Linked DNA regions of Homo sapiens: region 2 is linked to region 1. A link is a loop called in an ENCODE intact Hi-C map of the cell type or tissue named here. Cell type or tissue: transverse colon. All regions are shown on one strand.

Evidence for each region. A loop is a pair of places that touch in the nucleus more often than their neighbours do. Peaks named below come from ENCODE experiments on the same cell type or tissue, not always from the same donor. Only the 100,000 strongest peaks of a DNase experiment are listed, where the experiment ranks them.
Region 2: it touches region 1 in a loop (5-fold over the local background); 7 of 110 quality-filtered maps call a loop at or near these places.

Annotation. Positions count from the first base shown.
Region 1 is chr20:25,064,934-25,067,433 of GRCh38, forward strand. It overlaps LOC124904882 (a long non-coding RNA gene), which reads right to left and starts at 1,664. Exons shown (of 2, transcript XR_007067555.1): 1 at 1,588-1,664. In transverse colon, a CTCF peak has its summit at 981; a DNase peak (open chromatin) is centred at 968.
Region 2 is chr20:25,293,462-25,295,961 of GRCh38, forward strand. It overlaps PYGB (glycogen phosphorylase B), which reads left to right. Exons shown (of 20, transcript NM_002862.4): 18 at 697-831; 19 at 2,143-2,209. It also overlaps a transcript of ABHD12 not described here. Among named protein-coding and RNA genes, the nearest start is that of PYGB, 47 kb to the left of the region's middle. RefSeq lists enhancers at 619-1,141, 2,187-2,500. In transverse colon, a CTCF peak has its summit at 1,143; a DNase peak (open chromatin) is centred at 2,088; H3K27ac peaks cover 2,018 bases.

The DNA.
Region 1 (2,500 bases):
GCAGGCATTGACATTTTGGTAGATTTCCAGTCCAGTAGCTTCTGAGAATGGCAGCCAGCTCTGGCTGGGAAGGTTTAGATTTTGACTTGCATAAAACTAAAAATTGAGAGGTGAAGCTAGGAAATGGATCCTCAGCTAGAACTCGGCGTTTGCTTTAGTTTGAATTTGAGTGACAACTAGAATGTGGACCTTAGAGGAGGAGGCTTATAGTCCAGAGGACAAAAGGGATAGTCCCAAGTTCAACACTGTGCTCAGAGAAACAGACTCCCACACCCAGGCAGAGGCACCGGCAGCAGCAGGGTTTCCACTGTGCCTGAAAGACCAGGGGCCACCTGCCCTCATGGCTTTGTCCTGTAGTTTCATCGTCCAGCAGAAGCCTGAACCAGTCCCCACACACATGGAGGGCCAGGGGTCCTGATGCCTGCTGGTAGCCCACCCTGTCCCCTGAGTGGTCTTGGAGCCAGGTGCACTGCTTGAGTCATCACGCAGATATTGCTCGGTTGCTTGTTTTGCAGCAATCACCTGGTTTCTTGATCCCTCCATGATAAGAGGCTACAAGGGGGAGAGGGAAACCAGGGAACAGCCTTTGGCTAGATCTGAGCTGTCGGCCCCTTTGCTCTGTCCTGAGAAGGCAAAGGTCACTAAAACTGCCATCGCATCTCTGCCTACCGCCTCAGGAACTTCTTGGGCTTCCCAGCCTCTCAGCTCAAACTCAGGTGTGAAGGTTTATGATGCAGTCACAGCTTTGAGCAGAGACCACAGGCAGGGGAGGAATTAGTCTGCAAAGGTGCTGATCGCTAGGGCTGGACATGGCTTTCCCAGAGACCAGTTTCTGTGGGTCCCAAAGAGAGATGAAACATGGCCCCAGCCCTGAAAACACCAGCGAGGACCCAAGAGGATGTGTATCTATTGATGAGGAACTAATAGCATTAGTCAAATTTCTTACCGGGCTGAATGTTGAGAAATTGTAAAGCTGGCCAACACTGCCCCCTGGCTCTGTAACTGATGCTGCTTTCCAGCCTATCTAAGCAATCTGTCAAATCTTCCACAGGACAAGCCAACCAGAAGAACTCACGCATTCCTTAAGATCATATCGCCATCAAAGGAAGCCCAGGAGCATTTCCCTAATAATGAGCCCTCTCAGAATAACCTTTGTCTCCTTAGTAAATTAATCAACACAGATTGACTATGGCCAAGACAGTGTGATAGTCCTGAACTCGGGGAATTCTGGATGAGGATATGAGAAATCTGTTCGCCCTCGCAAAGATACATACTCCATCAAGACGGACTGGGTACAGGAAGTGTATAGATGATAGATAGATAGATGATAGATAGATAGATAGATAGATAGATAGATAGATAGATAGATGATAGATAGACAGATAGATTCCTTTAAAAGTCTGATAAATTGGGAAAACACAAATCCCTTGGTGGAAGAGAAATTCTGAGGAGGAGCCCCTGGCAGGTAGCAGGCAAATGGGTTAGAATTCAAGGCAGAAACTATAACTGAGGGATATAGTCAGGAACACCCCTTGTGGTTTTCTTTTCATATTAGTTTAACTAGAATTAACTTTATCCTGGACTTACGTGCAAGCAGGCATTGACGTTTTGGTAGATTTCCGGTCCAGTGGCGTCTGACAATGGCAGCCAGACCTGGGAAGTGGCTTGAGAGGGCAGCTGGGAGCACTGCGAAGGTGCTCTGGGGAAAGCGTCAGGTTTTTTGGCTGGGGACCAGGGAGAAGTAGAAGTAAAGTAAAGCCATTTTTGTCCAGCCAAAGTTTTTGTCTGGATGGAGGAATGATATAAATGCAGGCTAACTCTACATAGTGATAGAAACATGTTTATTAGGTATGTTTAAATTTTATGTATAATTATTAGAAAACTAAAAAGAGTATGTGATTTCCAAACCATTGGTGAAAGAAATGGAAGAAAAGTTGGTCAATTTTAATAAAACAAAACAGGAAAGGGTGGAGTGGGGAAGGAACAAGCAAGGATGGCAAGTTGGGAAATATAAAATAAGATCAAGAGATATGTCCATACATCATATCAGTAATAACTGAATTAATTAAATTTTCCCATTAAATAGAAATTGTAGCATAGAGTAAAAAAGAAAGAAAATTTAGAAAAGAGGATGCAAGACATGGGGCATGGGATAGACACACATACACTACACACACACACCACACACACACACCACACACACACACCATACACAGCACAAACACACCCTCACACCCCCCCACACCACACACACACACCACACACACGTCATGCACATGCACACACCACACATAGGCACCACACCACACACACACCACACACACGCACACACCACACACACCACACACAACCACACAGCACGCACACACACCACACACCACACACACCCCTACACAACCACACCACACACACTCGCACACACACACCACACACACTACACATAATGCACACACCACACACACGCACACATCACAAACACACGCCACACACATGCACACCC
Region 2 (2,500 bases), 230 kb after region 1:
TCCAAGCGATAATTACAAAGAAAAGGCAGTGTTGCCTGATTGCCTTGAAGCACTGGGGAGCCTGTGAGGCCTTAAGTAGGGTCAGGTGAAACCACACATGCCATCTGAAGTCAGAGCTGTGCCTTGCTGGCCCGAGCACAGAGGCCTGTGCTCCCTTTCTGCGCCCTCACACAGCTTCTTCTGCCCGGGCCCCGTCCTGGGATGCCCATGTCTGCCCGTCCGTCCCTCTCCCACTTAGCTCTGCCTTGTCCTGTCTGGTCTTGCTTGCGTTTTTCCTTTTCCATCTTCGAGGTCCCAGCCAAGGTGCTCCATTTCACTTCCTGCCCCTCCGGCCGTCTGTTTTTCAAAAGCTCTGCCCAGGATTTCACAGTGAGCCAAGTTCTGAGTGGCCCTCTCCACTAGGAATGTGGCATCAGCCACTATGTCCTAGCAGATCTGCTAGTGATGACATTTCTTTAACAGTCAAAGGAGCAGGTGGGATTGGCTTTAGACTGACTTCACATCTCTGCTCGAGCAGGTCCCTGCTCAAGGGCCTCGTAACCACCCATGGCCACTGGCTGCTGCCCTGGACCGTGCAGGCCTTGAGCTCCCAGGGCCATCCTGGGGCAGGGGCTGTGCCAGGCACCAACATGGCTTGTTCTCCAAGGTGGCCCACCTGGGGCGCTGGCTGCTGACTCCTGGCCCATCGCCTCACAGGTACAATGCCAGGGAGTACTACGACCACCTGCCCGAGCTGAAGCAGGCCGTGGACCAGATCAGCAGTGGCTTTTTTTCTCCCAAGGAGCCAGACTGCTTCAAGGACATCGTGAACATGCTGATGCACCATGACAGGTGGGACCGACTTCCCTGGTTGGGTGGCTGGGAGGGAGGGAGGGAGGGAGGGGTCCTCTTCGTGGGTTGGATATTCCACCTTGTTTGGAGAGCAAAACCCGTGCTTTCAGGACGTCTTCTCCACTGTGCCCATGAGACCTTACTGGGCAGAGCCTTAGACCCCAGCTGGGAGTTTGCGATGGCCTCTGGCAATGCCAGGGGGCCCTGGGCAGCGAGACACAGCAGCACAGTCCAGCCCCCAGGCCTTGTGGACCAATGTGCTGAGCAGGAGGGGGTGTCCTCTGCTGGTTGGAGGTCCCAGGGGCAGCCGTGTCCCAGCAGGCCAGTAGAGGGAGCATGGGCCCAAAACTCCCTGGGGTGGGGTAGGGGGCGCACAAGGGCTGCGGAACCGCGGCAGGCGTCAGTGCCAGTGACAGGCAGTGGTGAAAATGGATTTCACTTGCAACGATGTGACATTATAATGTAGTTAGTGTTTTATTTCAGTGCAGTTAGCACATGGTATGGTTTATCTAGAGTTACAGACTTTGTAAGGTTTGCAGCTCAGGGCAGTTCTTCACCGTTGGCAAAAGTTGAATCCGGCGAGGGCTGGGAATTCACCTGCCCTCCACTTTCAGCTGCCTTTGGGTTAGTTTTAGTTTTGTCTGCTGCTCTTCGATGACCGTGTCACCTGTTGGCTTCAGTCACACCAGCTCTGACCACATGCTGGGATCTGGGCTGGAACCTGGGCCCTGCTGAGGTCTGTGATAAAGGAAGTGCTTTTAAAATTGTGAACTCTGCATTTCGTGAAGTGTGCTTCTGACTCGATAGTGAACAGAAATGCATTTGTAGATTCATAAATCTGGCATTTTTGTTCAGCACATCAGGAACTGCAAGTCAGTATTTCCTGTGTAGGCAAATCCCAGTTAGACTTAAGACGGCAAATGGAGATGCCGTTCCCCAGCAAGTGCCCCCTGCCCTGAGGCGGCGCCATGGGCTCTCCACTGTCTGCCCAGGAGGCCTCTCCCATGTGCAGCTCTAACTGCCCTGCGTGTGGAAGACACGTTTTAAATGCCAGTTTATTTAAAGGAGTGTTGGGTTGAAATAAGGTTTTTCTAAAATATTGTCCCAGGACATAAGTGTTGCTCACAGAGAAGCCCTGTGGCCAAATGGGCCTGGTGCAGCCTGGCTCTGACCAGCTGCGTGGGTGGGCCCCTTCGCTCCAGACAGGACCAGGTGGATGGTGCCTGGCCTCCTGCCCTGGGACTCTCCCCTCGGGACAGTGTGGGCAGGGCTCCCTGCTGCCCTGGCCCAGCCTCCTTTCTCCCATTCCAGGTTCAAGGTGTTTGCAGACTATGAAGCCTACATGCAGTGCCAGGCACAGGTGGACCAGCTGTACCGGGTGAGGCTCCTGGGTCCAGAGGCTAGGGGAGCAGCTGGGTGGGTCCATGTAGACGTGTTGGGTCAGATTGTTTATTTCCCAAGCTGAGTAGATTCTTGGCCTGGGCCAGAGGGGTTTGTGATTCTGATCTGTCATCAGTCGGCTGTGCCTGCCTTTAGGGAAGCTGTCACTGTCAATGTCACTCCCTCCGTTGAAAAAAACAGCTCCTAATGGCCAAGAAAGGAATGTGCGGCCTGGAAACTGAGTGACGGGCAGGGCCCTGGGAGGGACCTTCTCTTCCCTCAGTCAGGG